Regions from separate parts of the Homo sapiens genome. Here region 2 is linked to region 1. Evidence: read pairs that join two places in POLR2A ChIA-PET (ENCODE). Cell type or tissue: OCI-LY7. All regions are shown on one strand. Each heading gives the region's core, and the rest is flanking DNA. Links, peaks and the distances in the headings are about the cores only.

Region 1 (8,652 bases), core at 1,675-6,674:
TCCTCTCTAAACTGGTTATTCTAGTTAGCAGTTCCTGTAACCTTTATCAAGGTTCTTAGCTTCCTTGCATTGGGTAGGAACATGCTCCTTTAGCTCAGAGGAGTTTGTTATTACCCATCTTCTGAAGCCCACTTCTGTCAATTCATCAAACTCATTCTCCGTCCAGTTTTGTGCCCTTGCTGGAGAGGAGTAGAGATCATTTGGAGGAGAATAGGCCTTCTGGTTTTTGGAATTTCCTGCATTTTTGCACTGCTTTTTCCTCATCTTCGTGGATTTATCTACCTTTGATCTTTGAGGCTGATGATCTTTGGATGGAGTCTTTACGTGGGGGTCCTTTATGCTGATGTTGATGTTGTGGCTTTCTGTTCGTTAGTTTTTCTTCTAGCAGTCAAGACCCTCTTCTGCAGGTCTGCTGCAGCTTGCTGGAGGTGCACTCCAGACCCTGTTCACCTGGGTATCACCAGTAGAGCCTGCAGAACAACAAAGATTTCTGCCTGCTCCTTTCTCTGGAAGTTTCGTCCCAGAGGGGCACTGGCCTGATATCAGCTGGAGCTCTCCTGTAAGAGGTGTCTGTCAACCCATGTTGGGAGGTTATTCCCAGTCAGGAGGCACAGAGGTCAGGGACCCACTTGAGAAGGCAGTCTGTCCCTTAGAAGAGCTGGTGCACTGCGCTGGGAGAATCCCTTTTGTCAGGATCAGCTGCTCTCTTCAGAGCCAGCAAGCAGGAATGATTAAATCCGCTGAAGCTGCGCCCACAACCACCCCTTCCCCCAGGTGCTCTATCCCAGGGAGATGGGGGTTTTGTCTGTAAGTCCCTGACTAGGGCTGTTACCTTTCCTTCAGAGATGCCCAGTGAGGAGAAATCTAGAGAAGCAGTCTGGCCACAGCTGCTTTGCCACACCCAGCCCAGAGCACCCAGCCTCCTGAGCAATGTCAGGAGAAAACTGCCTTCTAAAATGTCAGTAATGGCAGATGCCCCTCCCCACACCAAGCTCGATTATTCCAAGTTGTCTTCAGACTGCTGTGCTGGCAGCAAGAATTTCAAGCCAGTGGTTCTTAGCTTGCTCGGCTCCATGGAAGTGGAACCCACTGAGCTAGACCACTTGGCTTCCTGGCTTCAGCCCCCTTTCCAGGGGAGTAAACAATTCTGTCTCACTGGTGTTCCAGGCCCCACTGGGGTATGAAAAAATACTTCTGCAGTTAGCTCGGTGTCTGCCCAAACAGCCCCCCAGTTTTGTGCTTGAAACCCAGGGGCCTGGTGGGAATCTCCTGATCTGCAGAGTGCAAAAACCATGGAAAAAGTGTAGTAACCCGGCTGGGTAGCACAGTCCCAGGTGCCACTGGGGGTATGAAAAAATACTTCTACAGCTAGCTCAGTGTCTGCCCAAACAGCCGCCCAGTTTTGTGCTTGAAACCCAGGGCCCCGGTAGGAATCTCCTGATCTGCAGATTGCAAAAACCGTGGAAAAAGTGTAGTAACCCAGCTGGGTAGCACAGTCCCTCATGGCTTCCCTTGGCTAGGGGAGGGAGGTTCCTGGCTCCTTACACTTCCCGGGTGAAGCAACGCCCCACACTGCTTCTGCTTACTCTCCATGAGTTGGACCCACTGCCTAACCAGTCCCAGTGAGATGAACTGGGTGCCTCAGCTGGAAATGCAGAAATCAACCACCTTCTGCGTTGGTCTTGCTGGGAGCTGCAGGCCAGAGCTGTTCCTATTCAGCCATCTTGGCCCCTCTCCCACCCCTTTTTTTGGGGAGGAGGGAGTCTCGCTCTGTCACCCAGGCTGGAGTGCAGTGGCCCAATCTCCACTCACTGCAACCTCCACCTCCCAGATTCAAGCGATTCTCTTCTCTCAGCCTCCCGAGTAGCAGGATCACAGGTGTGTGCCACCATGCCCAGCTAATTTTTGTATTTTTAGTAGAGACAGGGTTTCGCCATGTTGGTCAGGCTGGTCTCAAACTCCTGATCTCGGGTGTTCCTCCTGCCTTGGCCTCCCAAAGTGCTGGGGTTACAGGCGTGAGCCACGGTGCCCTGCCACCGTTTCAAATTTAAGCCTAATAATAAACAGTTAAGAAGTTGTATTTTGAGAAGCAAGCCCAAGTTTTAAAAGATATTATTTCAAAGTTTTATAAAAGTCAATATTTATTCAACAAAAGCCAGTATTTATTATCTTCCTTTTTTTTTTTTTCCTTTTAGACGGACTCTTGCTCTGTTGCCAGGCTGGAGTGCAGTGGCGTGATCTCAGATCACTGCAACCTCCGCCTCCCAGGTTCAAGCGATTCCCCTGCCTCGGCCTCCTGAGTAGCTGGGACTACAGGCATGTGCCACCATGCCCAGCTAATTTTTTGGCCAGGATGGTCTCAATCTCTTGACTATATTTTGTATTTTTAATTGCCATTAGCATATATCAACTAAGCGCTATATAGATGTCCTGATCGCCTCCAGTTTATTCTAATGAACTGCACAAAGATTAGCGTTTTTCTATGTGTGCCATGATATTAAAAAGATTGGGACATATTGGCATAGAATGTCTAAACAGAGAGAGAGCGAGAAATGCACAGGTGGATAAGTCGACATAAATGGGAGAAGGGCTTACCCATCCTGTGTGACTAGCAGGAAGAAGGTAATGAAAGTTATAGAATACAGGCCACTTTATACATTTGTGACAGAAAGACAAAGTAGTTGAAGATATTGGCAAGAGAATGGTTGAAATTATTGGCAATGGAATTGAAGCTAAGTAGGGATGAAAAGAAAACAATCAGATAGGGATAAAATTAAGAGTATCAAAGATCTAGTAGTCAGTATGATGCCAAAGAACAGGTATGTGCGGGATTACCTATGTGGGAGAGCTGAAAGAATATGATGTTGACTAGATGGTGGAATGTAAATATTTCATATTCAATGAATTTATGCCTTGGCCACAAAAAGCTTTGTTGTCATTAAAACAGAGGCGATGGGAAGTGAAAGGGAAAGTCATTTGCGACCCTGGGGTTTCTGAGCTGCTGTCTAGTTCAACAGTTTGATTTCCTCCAAGCCAGTGGAGTAGAGATTTGAGAATTTTACAAGAACTGAGATAGCCCTGTCTACATTATCAGAATCTAGTTCAGTTCATGAGTCACAGAAGTAAATATTTGTTCATATGTCAGATCTACTGTAGTTTTCAGACTTTTATCAAACTGCAGCACTTCTTAAAGATCCTCCAAAAAGCAGGCTTACCAAGAAATGTAAATTCCCTGGCAGGTTTTGCAGGTCATTCCAAAAAAGCATAGTTTCATGCAAATGAAGTTTCAAGACAATTACCTCCCAGCTATTTCTTGCAAATACATTGTCAATCCTGAGTCTTGTCTAGAGAGAAATCTTGCATCTGCCACTGTGTGAATTTCTTCTAGAAATAATTTATTCTTTTCTTTTTTTTGAGATGGAGTCTCACACTGTTCCCCGGGCTGGAGTGTGGCGCGACCTCAGATCACTGCAACCTCCGCCTTCTGGTTTCAAGCAATTCTCCTGCCTCAGTCTCCTGACTAGCTGGGATTACAGGTGCACACCACCACATCCGGGTAATTTTTTGTATTTTTAGTAGAGATGGGGTTTCACTATGTTGGCCAGACTGGTCTCGAACTCCTGACCTCATGATCTGCCCACCTCAGCCTCCCAAAGTGCTGAGATTACAGGCGTGAGCCACTGCACCCAGCCTCTTCTAGAAATGGTTTAAGAGGACTTCACAAATCCTGGACTCCCAGAATGTATCTTAATATATAGACTATTATTTTGAGGCATATTTTGTTCTTGTTTTCCTTTTTTCAGCAGAAGATGAAGAGAAGCATCAATAAAATCATGGAGCCCATGTGTCAGTATGAATATGAACCTAAGAAGAATCTATTAATACCTCTGAGATACTAAATCATATAAAGTTATAAAGTACCTAACACAGCATCCAGGACTTGGTTTGCATGCAGAAAATGTGAGTTCTTTTTTGTTTTTCTTGAAGATTTAAAGTACTAGAAAGGAGTTTGGAAAAGAGAGAGAGAGAGGTAAGCATAAAAGTGATATAGCCTATATTGTTAATTTAGAACCATTCCCGGTAAACTATTGCAAATAATTTGTCTAACTTTGTAATTAAAATTTAAAACAAAAAGTTTATTTTTAAGGGGAAAATAGGGCTTCCAGTGATCATTATTCCAGCTCTAATCGATGCTGTTGTGTAAATTATGTTATTTTTGTTTTTGCCTTAATTCCAGCTCTATCTCCAATATTCTGAGTATTGCATTCAAACACCAATCTGTCTACTTTGTTATAAATATGAAGAGTCAGCTCTCAGTCAAAAGTTAGAGGAGAGTTTTTTCCACGTCTAGGTGACTTTATAATTTCACTATAACAAATATTTGAAAAAAAAAAAAAAAGGCTTTCTGAATAGCCATACTCTGCTTTTCTTTCTTGGACAGTTTCATTTTCAGGCAGAGGCAAGGATTAAAAAAAAAAAAAAAACCCCTCCACAGGAGGTGACCCTTTCTACAGTGCTCCTCATGCTGTCAATCAAACCGAGAACCATCTGTCCCTCTTTAGATTTCAGGAGCCATCTTGCACATCTGCTGTGCCTTTTCTATTGCCACTTATAGAACACACTAAGAGCTGTTAGATGAATTAGGGGAACCAGAGTGCAGCTGCATGTAGCTGGTTTGAATTTTGCAGCTGGGTCCTACACATCAATCTCAGTCTTAAAAAATTTTTTTAATGAGATTAGAACTACAAAATTATTTATTTATTAATAGTAACTTCTAAGAAAGTGGGTCTTAAATTTTTATTCTCTGAAAGTTTAAAACATATATTTTTACAACTCTCACCAAATGTTTAAAATTCAAGCCAACTGTAACATTTAAATAGTTATTCACGAGCTCCTCTTAAGAAAAAGTGTCACATGAAAAAAAGTTTTTAAAACTTTGACATAAGCCAAATACTTTCTGATATAGAAGTAAGTTTGATGCCTGTTATAGAAATGCTAGAAGTTTGCAGGCCACAAAACTAAAATATTAGCAGCTTTAGGCCAGTTTTTGTTTGTTTGTTTCCCCTTTGGGACAGGGTCTCACTCTGTCACCCAGGCTGGAGCACAGTGGATCTGATCCCCAGTTCACTGCAACCTCCACCTCCCCGGCTCAAGTGAGCCTCCCATCTCAGCCTCCCAAGTAGCTGGGACTACAGGCACATGCCACTACGCCCAACTAATTTTTGTATTTTTTGTAGAGACGGGATATCACCATGTTGCCCAGGCTGGCCTCAAACTCTTGAGTTCAGGCGATCCACTCACCTCCGCCTCCCAAGGAGCTGGGATTACAGGCGTGAGCCACCACCCCCAACCAGTTGCTGCAGCATTTTCATATGCCTGTAGGATAACACTTACCACATCACAATTGTTTGTTTACCTGTTTTGCCCACAATACTGATTCTTACAAGTAAAGGGAACCCCCACACCATATCAACAGTATCACGTATACCAGACTCTTTCAAAAATGTTTCATTAAATGAAAAATCATAATATGTAATAGAAAAAGTGTTGCGATATTTCTTGAAAGATGCAATCGGAATTCCACAGGCTCTTAACTTGACATCCATCCCGCATCATGCCAGATAGAGGTCATGACAAGAGCCTGTGGAATTCTTCTGCACCTGTACCCGTATAGTATGTTTTCCTCTATGACACACACAGCTCTTCTGCCTGTGCTCCTATCCAAGACCAGCCCTGTACTTGAGAGGTAGATTCCATCCTCTCTCACCTACTCAAGGTATTCACCTACTCAAGGTACCCACCTCTAGCAGTTCGACCCATTCTGTCTCCCATCCTTGGTTTCTCTTCACTGTAAGAAAATTCCCATCAGCTTATGAACAAGTTATGATTCTCAGCTTTAACAGCAAGAAAAATCCCAAAGCTTTTCTTGACCTCACATTCTCATTTTTTTGCTCTTTTATGGCAAAACTCCTTGAAAGAATTATCTCTACTTCCTGTGTCCAATTCCTCTCTTCCCAGTCTCTCTTGGGCTCACTCCAAACACTTTTACCCTAAGCAAATGTCCTTGTCAAAGTCTCCATGACCTTTGTGTTATTAAATCAATCTTTCAATTCTCTATCCTTGTATTATGCGACCTATTCTAAAGCGTTTGACAGTCAATCACTCCTTTATTCTCTTCTCTTGTTCCAAAATTTGGCCCCCTTTTCTTTTTTCCCTCTATCTAACTGACCACTCTTTTTCAGTTTCCTTTGCTGGTTCTTTCTTGTCTTTCTGATTTCCAAATTTTGGGGTGCACTTTGACTCAGACAGGCCTTGGACATCTCGGTAGCCACTTTCTTGGTAACCTCTGGTGTCAAGGCTTTAAATACCATATCATAAATGCCAAATTTAGTTTTCTTTTTCTTTTCTTTTTTTTTTTTTTTTTTTTTTTTTTTTTTTTTTGAGACCAACTCTCACTCTGTTGCCCAGACTGGAGTGCAGTGGCATGATTTCGGCTCACTGCAACCTCCACCTCCTGGGTTCAAGCTATTCTCCTGCCTCAGCCTCCCAAGTAGCTGGGAATACAGGCATGCATCACCAAGCCTGGCTAATTTTTTTGTATTTTTAGTAGAGATAGGGTTTCACCCTTGGCCAGGCTGGTCTTGAACTCCTGACCTCAATGATCCACCCGCCTCAGCCTCCCAAAGTGCTGGGATTACAGGCATGAGCCACTGTGCCCAGCCCCAAATTTAGTTTTCTAGTATAGACCTCTCTCTGGAACTTCAGACACATATGTCTGCCTACATGTATCTAATTTGCATCTCAAACTTTACATACCTCAAACCAAATTCCTGGTCTTTGACACCACAACAGAAAAAAAAAATGAAACTTTTCTTTTCAGTCTTCCTCATCTTCTTCATCTCATTTGAAAGCTATTCCTCTTTCCATTTCATTTGACTAAAATCTGTGGAGGCATCCTTGACTCTTCTTTCTCTCTCACTCTACATAAAATTTCTTTGTGACTCCTATTGGATTTATCTTCAAAGTATATCCATAATCTGATCCCTTCTCATTATTATTGTTATTATTACTTTGAGACAGGATCTCACTCTGCTACCCAGACTGTAGTGCAGTGGCATGATCTTGGCTCACTGGAACCTCCACCTCCCAGGCTCAGTAATGGTGAATTGTATTATGCAGATATCTGAGAGCAATTACATAGAGCCTAAGATGGGTACCTGCTTGGCATGTTTGAGAAAATGCAAGAGCAGTGCTGCTGGAGTGTAATTAATGAGGAAAAGAATGGTGGAGTATAAGGTCTGGAGGAAAGGAAGAGAAAGACTGCAGGGCCTCCTATGCCATTGTAAAGACTTTGGCTTTTATTGGAGAAATGGGAAGCCATTTGGAGGGTCTGAGCAAAGGAGTGGCTATCTGACTTGGATTTTAACAAGATCACTCTGGCTACTGTGTTAAGAGTAAAGTGAAACAAGACGTGGAGGCCAGTTAGGGGACTTCTGCAATAAGTTAGGCAAGAGATCACGATGATGTGAATCAATGTGGTAGTGGGAGATCTAATGAGAAGGGATCAGGCCAGGTGCAATGGTTCACGCCTGTAATGCCAGCACTTTGGGAGTCCAAGGTGGATGGATGGCCTGAGCTCAAGAGTTTGAGACCAGCCTGGACAACATGACAAAACTCTGTCTCTATTAAAAACACAAAAAATTAGCCAGACATGGTAGTGTGTGCCTGTGGTCCCAACTACTTGTAGGGCTGAGGTGAGAGGATCATGCCACTGCATTCCAGCCTGGGCAACAGAGTGAGACTCCGTCTCAAAAAAAAAAAAAAAAAAAGAAAGAAAGAAAGAAAAAAGAAAATTGCAACTCCTCTCTTCTTTATCTCCCATCCTCAATCACTACCCACTGCAGACATTTCCTATCCCCCTTCTATTTCCTGCCTTTTTTTCCTCCACTTCGGTAGCACTTACTACAGTCTAACCTCTTGTTTTACTTATTCCTTGTCTCTCTCTAGGTAAGCACCATGAGGCAGGATTTTAATTTTTTTCCCTGATGCATCCCTAGTGCCTAGAACAGTGCCTGACGCTCAGGTGCTCAACTAATATTTCCTAAAAGACTAAATAAATAAATAAATTGTAGTCATTGGTGAGTATATATCATATGCCAGGGACAGATAAGAGAATCCCTTGAGCCCACGAAGTTCGAGGTCTGCCTGGACAATGCAGCAAGATCTCATCTCTTTTTTTTTTTTTTTTTTTTTTTGAGATGGAGTCTCACTCTGTCACCCAGGTTGGAGTGCAGTGGTGCGATCTTGGCTCACTGCAAGCTCCACCTCCCGGGTTCACGCCATTCTCCTGCCTCGGCCTCCCGAGTAGCTGGGACTACAGGCACCCGCCACCGCGCCCGGCTAATTTTTTGTGTTTTTAGTAGAGACGGGTTTTCACCGTGTTAGCCAGGATGGTTTCGATCTCCTGACCTCGTGATCCACCCGCCTCGGCCTCCCAAAGTGCTGGGATCTCATCTCTTAAACACACACACACACCGAGTTCCTAAAAAGCTAACGCACTCTGCTCCTAAAAATCTAGATTTTTTTGGCAGAGATAATAATAATATCTAATATTTCGCAAGCACCAGGCACTGTTCTAAGAATGTTACATGT
Region 2 (7,912 bases), core at 1,933-6,932, 110 kb after region 1:
TGGCTCATGCCTGTATTCCCAGTGCTTTGGGAGGCCCAGGTGGGAGGATGACCTGAGGCCAAGAGTTTGAGACCAGCCTGGGCAACACAGCAAGACCCCATCTCTACAGAAAATTTAAAAATCAACCAAGTGTGATAGTTGCACACCTTTAGTCCCAGATACTTGGGAGGGTAAGGTGGGAGGATTACTTGAGCCCAAGAGGTTGAGGTTGCAGTGAGCTATGATTGCGCCACTGCATTCCAGCCAGGGTGAATGGATTGTTTATAATCTTTTGCTAATATAAATGGTATAATATAAATGCATAACCTTGCGGATATATACATCTTTTTATATCTTGCCACTGTGTTTGGGACAGGTTCTTAGAAGTGGAATTGCAGGGCCCAAGGGTAAATGAGTACGCAGTGTTTGTTTGTTTGTTTAAGATAGTCTCACTGTCACCCAGGCTGGAGTGCAGTGGCATGATCTCGGCTCACTGCAACTTCCACCTCCCAGGTTCAAGCAATTCTTGTGCCTCAGCCACCCGAGTAGCTGGGATGACAGGTGTGTGCTACCATGCCTGGCTAATTTTATTTTTATTTATTTATTTATTTATTTATTTTTTTGAGACGGAGTCTCGCTCTTGTTGTCCAGGCTGGAGTGCAGTGGCTCAATCTCGGCTTACTGCAACCTCCGCCTCCTGGGTTCAAGCGATTCTCCTGCCTCAGCCTCCTGAGTAGCTGGGATTACAGGTGCCTACCACCCTGTCTCTTAAAAAGAAATACAGGCCAGGTGTGGTGGCTCACACCTGTAATCCCAGCACTTTGGGAGGCCGAGGCAGGCTGATCACGAGGTCAGAAGATCGAGATCATCCTGGCTAACACAGTGAAACCCCCTCTCTACTAAAAATGCAAAAAATTAGCCGGGTGTGGTGGCACGTGCCTATAGTCCGAGCTACTGGGGAGGCTGAGGCAGGAGAATCAATTGAACCCAGGAGGCGGAGGTTGTAGTGAGCCAAGATTGCACCACTGCACTCCAGCCTGGGAGACAGAGCAAGACTCCATCTCAAAAAAAAAAAAGAAAAAGAAATACAGATACTTTTTGAAACAAATTTGGGAGAAGGGTGTGATTCTTTGGCAGGTAGCTAAAGTCAGCATTAGTTCACCAGAACTGGAGCCTCAAAGTTCTCTTACTTCTCACTTCAATCACTTCTTGCCTTAGACCTCATTATTACCTGGAACAGTTTCTTTTCTAAGGTCTTGGAAAGAGGATCTTCTTTTTATTTCAGGATTTTTTTTTTCTAGTGTCTGTAAAATAAACTTTTTGTCTTATTTATTTAAAGTTTTTATTATGGAAAATGAGAAACATATGCAGAAGTAAACAGACTGGTGTAACCAATTGCTTTGTATTCAGACTCAGATTCAGTAATTATCAAGTCATGCCCAAATTGTTTAGCTATTCCCCACCAACTTTTCTCTCACTCCTGTGTTATTTTAAAGCAAATTCTAGACATCATGTATCTTATTTATAAGTATTTCAGGATGTATCCTTAAGACCTTTTAAAAAAGTAATGATAAAATTGCTATGAACACTCTTGTACATATCTTTGGGCAGATCTGTGTACTTTTTTTCCTTGGGTATATACTCAGAAATAGAATTTGCACTTCTGCACATTCATATTATAAAAAAATCATGATGCAAATAAAAATAATTAAAAAATGAAAAAGAATTTGCAATATTGTTTTGGACTTAGCACATTCTCTTAGCAATGTTTAGTCAAATTACTATATATATTATTATCTATTACTGTGTAACAAACTACCCTGAAACTTAGTGGCTTAACACAGTGACATTATTGTCTCATGGTTGCTGTGAGTCAGTTTCTTTGGGGTGCAGCTTAGCTGGGTGCTTTTGGCTCAGAGTCTCTCATAAAGCAGCAATCCAAGTATCTTCTGGGGCTGCAATCATCCCACAACTCAAGTAAAAGAGGCACAAAGGAACAGCCTTCTGGGGGTGCTTTCAAGCTCACTCATGTGATTATTAACAGGTCTCAGGTTCTTTCTGGCTGTTGGCCAGAGGCCAATTCCTTGACCCTTCCATAGGGCAGCTAACAACATGGGCAGCTGGTTGTTAGTTCAGAGCAAGGGAGAGAGGGCATCCAAGATGGAAACCAAGCTCTTTCTGTAACTTATTCTTAGAGTGGGAGCCCATCACACTTGCTGCATCCTTTTAAAAAAATTATTGTGCTAAAGTGTGCATAATGTAAACTTAACATTTTAACTATTTTAAGTGTACAATTCAGTGGCATTACATACATTCACATTGTTGTGCAATTATCACTATCATGCATCTCCAGAACTTTCTCATCTTTACAAAATGAAACTCTATACCCATTAAATAACTCCCCATCGTCTTCTTTGCCCAGCCCCTGACAACCACCATTCTACTTTCCCAAGAGTTTGACCCCTCTAGGTACCTCATAAGTGGAATCATGCAGTTACAGTATTTATCCTTTTGTGACTGGCTTTTTTCACCCAGGATAATGTCTTCAAGGTCATTCATGTTATAGTACGTGTTAGAATTTCATTCTTTTTTAAGGCTGAATAATATTCCATTGTATTTACATACCACATTTTATCCATCCATCAACTGATATTTGAGTTCTTTGCACATTTTGGCTGTTGTGAATAATGATGCTAGGAACAAGGTATTCAGCTGAATTCTATTCCTAGAATCAAGTCTTTCAATTCAGTCTACACTAAAAGGGAGGTGAGGCCAGGCGCAGTGGCTCATGCCTATAATTCCAGCAGTTTGGGAGATTGAGGCAGGTCACCTGAGGTCAGAAGTTTGAGACCAGCCTGTCCAACATGGTGAAACCCTGTCTCTACTAAAAATACAAAAATTAGCCAGGAGTGGTGGCGTGTGCCTGTAGTTCCAGCTACTCAGGAGGCTGAGGCAGGAGAATCGCTTGAACCCAGGAGGTAGAGGTTGCAGTAAACTGAGGTCACACCACTGCTTTCCAGCCTGGGCGACAGAGTGACACTCTGTGTCAAAAAAAAAAGGAGGTGAATAGTGAATACTTAAGGGTGTGAATACCAGGAAGTATGGTCATAGGGGCTGCTCTCAGAAATACTATACTGTTTAAGTTAGTCTTAATAATTGTTCTCTGTATAGTTATGCCACCAACTGGATATACAATTAAGTTCATTATCTTTCATATTTAATAACTGTTCTAAAATGTAACTTTGTTTTATAATCATGTATAATAGTTTTATGGTTCCAAAGTCAAATTCTGTTTTCTTCTCCGTATAAGTACTCATATTCTAGAAACTTTGTTTTTTTTTTTTTAAGAAAAATATAAGCAAGCTATATATTCATATGTCTCCTTATATAAATGATAGGATACCATATACTTTGTTTTTTGTTTTTTTTTTTTACTTGTTATATTCTGGGGATCACTCCTTAGTGGTGTATTACTGATTTCTTTTTATAGCTATATAATAACCCATTGGGTGAATGTGCCATAGTTTATTTAACCAGTTCCCAATTGATGGGGACTTGGATTGTTTATAATCTTTTGCTATATATATATAGCAAGATATATACCAATATATATAATGGTATATTATAGTGGTATAATATACCATTATAAATGGTATAATATAAATGCATAACCTTGCGGATATATAAATCTTTTTATATCTTTCCACTGTGTTTGGGGCAGGTTCTTAGAAGTGGAATTGCAGGGCCAAAGGGTAAATGAGAATGCAGTGTTTATTTGTTTGTTTTAAGACAGTCTCACCGTCACCCAGGCTGGAGTGCAGTGGCATGATCTCGGCTCACTGCAACTTCCACCTCCTGGGTTCAAGCAATTCTTGTGCCTCAGCCACCCGAGTAGCTGGGATGACAGGTGTGCGCTACCATGCCTGGCTAATTTTTTTTTTTTTTTTTTTTTTGAGACGGAGTCTCGCTCTTGTTGCCCAGGCTGGAGTGCAGTGGCTCAATCTCGGCTTACTGCAACCTCCGTCTCCTGGGTTCAAGCGATTCTCCTGCCTCAGCCTCCTGAGTAGCTGGGATTACAGGTGCCTGCCACCATGCCCAGCTAATTTTTGTACTTTTAGTAGAGACGGGGTTTTGCCTTGTTGGCCAGGCTGGTCTGGAACTCCTGATCTCAGGTGATCCGCCTGCCTCAGCCTCCCAAAGTGCTGGGATTAAAGGCCTGAGCCACTGCACCCAGCCTGTTTTTTGTATTTTTTAGTAGAGACAGGGTTTTGCCGTGTTGGCCAGTCTGGTCTGGAACTCCTAGCCTCAGGGATCTCCCTGCCTTGGCCTCCCAATGTGCTGGGATTACAGACGTGAGTCACCATGCCCAGCCTTGTGGTGTTGTTGTTGTTGTTTTTTAAAAGCTTGGGTATTGCTAGATTTATCCTCATAAGAAGTTATACCTCTTTGTGTTCCCATCAGTAATGTATGAGAGTGCCTTTTTTTCATACATAACCTTGCCAGCAGAATATGTTGTCAAATTTTGAGGGTTTTGTCAGATGGAATCTCATTGTAGTGTTAATTTCCCCTTTGTGAGTGATATTGAATATCTTTTTATATGGCTAAGAGGCATTTGCATTTCTTTTTCTTTTTCCAACTGTCCATTTCTTTAGCCCCCTTTTCTGTTTGTTGGTGTTTTTTATTTTATAAGCTCTTTACACATTAGAAATACCAATCTCTTGTCTTTGTTTTCTTTTTCCTGTTAAACAGAGGTATTCTCTGTTCTGCTTTCAACTGGCTTCATTTTTTCCTCATTCTTTTTCATTAATGTTACATTTATTCTTTTGGATAAGTGATTGTTCCACATTTAGTGTCTCCACTTGTACACGTCAGACCTATTTCATTATTTTTTCAAGTTCAACATGCTTTAGATAGAATGTGACTTTATCCACAAACCTGTGTTCCCTTTATCAGGTAATGGTATTGCCATTTTCCCAGATGAGAAATTGAAGTGACCTTTTTGACTTTATTTATTATTTATTCATTATTTATTCAACAAGTATTTGTTGAGTACCTATCGGGTTTCAAGTACAGGCTAGGCACTAGTGGCAAATAGTATAATCCTAGCTCTCAGGGAATGGTCTAAGAGGGGAGTAGGTGTTCCACAAATACACAAACTATGTCTAAATATGTGGTTAAGAATTCTAAGAGAGAATGTAAAAGTGGGGACACATTATTACATTGGAGAGGTTGTGAGTTGCCTCTTTGAGAAAATGACACTTAAGCTAAGATTTGAAGGATGTTTAGGATTAGCTTGGTGGAAAAAAGTCAGTGTGGCAGCTTCCAGACATAGGAAACAGTGTGTAAAAGGATCCTGAGGCAGAAACGAAGTTGGACTTCTAGGAAATGAAAAGACCAGTTTAGCTGGCATGCAGGGAGAAGGGATTGAGGGGCCTGAGATATCATCTGATTGCTTTGTAAAGAGATCACTCTGGCTGTGGCAGGGGTAATCCATTGGAGGGGGTCACGTAGAAGTCAGTCAGGAGCTGGTTAGCAGACTGTTGTAGTAATTGTGAAAGGTGATGGTGCCTATTTGTTCAGTTATAAAATTCTTTCAGTTCTAATTCAGGATTTTGTTCATTCCCTCTCTTGACTACTGGGATAGATTTTTAAAAATTGGTCCCATACTGTCTTAGTCCCTATTCCCCATCTAGTCTGCTTCAGAAGACAACTTTTAGAGTCAACAGTCTGTTCATATCACTTCCTTTCTCAAAAACTTACGGTGGTTCTATGATTGTGGAAGAATGAGATCCCATCTGGTATTGAAGCTTTTATCATTTTCTTTAGGTTTCAAGATCTGCTCTCCTGAGACAACTTTCTTTGGGCAGCCAAGATGGGTACTTTTCTGCCTCTTTTCTTAGCTCATCTCCGATCTTCCATCATGACATCTGTACCTCTCTTCTCCACCAACCCCCACTATTCTCTGATCCTTCTTAGATCCCAAGATTAATTTTTTTTAACTCAACATATACTCAGTTTTCTTTTGCTGTGTCAATTCTAAGATTTATCATAGTTTATGTTGAGAAATATTCATGTATTTATTTGGAGTACAAAGAAATTATGTATTTTTTCTTTTCTTTCTTTTTCTTTTTTTTTTTTTTTTGAGACGGAGTCTTGCTCTGTCGCCCAGGCTGGAGTGCAGTGGCCCGATCTCCTCTCACTGTAAGCTCCGCCTCCCGGATTCACACCATTCTGCTTCAGCCTCTACGAGTAGCTGGGACTGCAGGAGCCCACCACCATGCCCGGCTAATTTTTTGTATTTTTAGTAGAGACGGGGTTTCACCATGGTCTCGATCTCCTGACCTCGTAATCCGCCTGCCTCGGCCTCCCAAAGTGCTGGGATTACAAGCGTGAGCCACCGCGCCCAGCATTTTTTTTTTTTTTTTTTTTTTTTTTTTTTTTTTTTTTGAGACAGAGTCTCACCCTGTCACCCAGGCTGGAGTATAGTGGCACATTCTCGACTCACTGCAACCTCCGCCTCTAGGGTTCAAGCGATTCTCTTGCCTCAGCCTCCTGAGTAGCTGGGATTACAGACATGCACCACCATGCTTGGCTAGTTTTTGTATTTTTAGCAGAGACAGGGTTTCACCATGTTGGCCAGGCTGGTCTCGAACTCCTGACCTCAGGTGATCCGCCCGCCTCAGCCTCCCAAAGTGCTGGGATTACAGGCATGAGCCACCATACCTGGCCTATTTTTTATTTTTAAAACTGATAGGAACCCAGTAGATATACGTTGAATTGTATGAGATTAGGGAGCATTCCATGTGGTGGATCAGTCATTCAAATTTCTTATAAAAGAAGGAAGTCTCAAGTATAATTTTATAAAATTTTGAATAGAACTTTTGGGAGTAACCTCATTTAGAAACAGAAGAATGTTACTTGCTGTTTGAAGCAGCTTTTATAGTTCAGTGCACATCAAATAATGCTTATATTCTGTATATTGGGTTGACAAAAATATGTTTATAAGACAGTATGACGATATTAGAGTTCTTATGACTTACTGGGGGTAATGGCATATTCAGGGCATTAAATATTTGATCGCCAGGTAGCAGAAAATGGTCAATAAAATAATGAATGTGTAGGTATTTGAATGCACCTCTGCTTTTATCTGAGATACCTTTGGACTCATTGTCCGCTTAGCTGACTTCTTAGCGTGTATCTTTCTAGAGTAAATGTAATAGTCTGTCTATTGACAAGGATTAGTTTACTTGATTCTCATACTTGATTTTGTTAATAGATCAGCGCCAGCCAGCATGTTTCTTTTGTAAAGGGAAGGGTACTAATATTATTTACTGCCTACAACTTGCAAAATGATTTCATATACTCTCTTTTTAAAAATCCTTACAGGTTTCCTTCTGTCTCTCTCTTATTCAATTTTTCCTTCACTCCCTTCTTTTTCCTCTCCTTTTCTTCCTATAAATGAGGTTAAGTGATTTTGTGTGGGTAACTGTGGCTTAGTATTGTGTAACTATACTGCATACATTGTGTTGCCTTCTCATATGAAATCATTTCTCTGAAATTACATTGGAAATGGGGTTTTTACAGATTTGTTGTGGATATGACTTTACAGATATTAATCTAACTTTTAGTTTCTTTGGATCACCTCTTGAATTAAATAGTTGTTTTTGTCTCCTAATACATATTGATGCAATAAAAGAGTTGGGCGATGATAATAATTTTGGTCCTATACTGAATTTTTGTTATCTGAAATATAGTAGAAACTAAACCTTTTAAACCCATTTAAAAGTCAATTTTCTAAAGTCACATTTAACAGTTTTGGTGTTTCAATAATATTAACTAATGAAAACTATTTTGGTTGTATTATTTTAAGGTAGAAGTATCTTAATGGAATTTTTAAATGAGCTTGCCTAAGATTAAATAAGCACCTTGAGTC

What was found. ChIA-PET counts read pairs that join two places held together with the same protein. Peaks named below come from ENCODE experiments on the same cell type or tissue, not always from the same donor. Only the 100,000 strongest peaks of a DNase experiment are listed, where the experiment ranks them.
Region 2: POLR2A ChIA-PET joins it to region 1 with 6 read pairs; 4 of 35 experiments call an interaction of 5 or more read pairs at or near these places.

What each region holds. Positions count from the first base shown.
Region 1 is chr4:48,810,072-48,818,723 of GRCh38, reverse strand. It overlaps a transcript of OCIAD1 not described here. Among named protein-coding and RNA genes, the nearest start is that of OCIAD1, 17 kb to the left of the region's middle. In OCI-LY7, for the core only: no CTCF peak of the experiment used is centred there; DNase peaks (open chromatin) are centred at 2,983 and 4,593; H3K4me3 peaks cover 2,508 bases; H3K27ac peaks cover 3,072 bases.
Region 2 is chr4:48,700,970-48,708,881 of GRCh38, reverse strand. All of the region lies in intron 2 of FRYL (FRY like transcription coactivator), which reads left to right. Among named protein-coding and RNA genes, the nearest start is that of FRYL, 75 kb to the left of the region's middle. In OCI-LY7, for the core only: no CTCF peak of the experiment used is centred there; no DNase peak of the experiment used is centred there.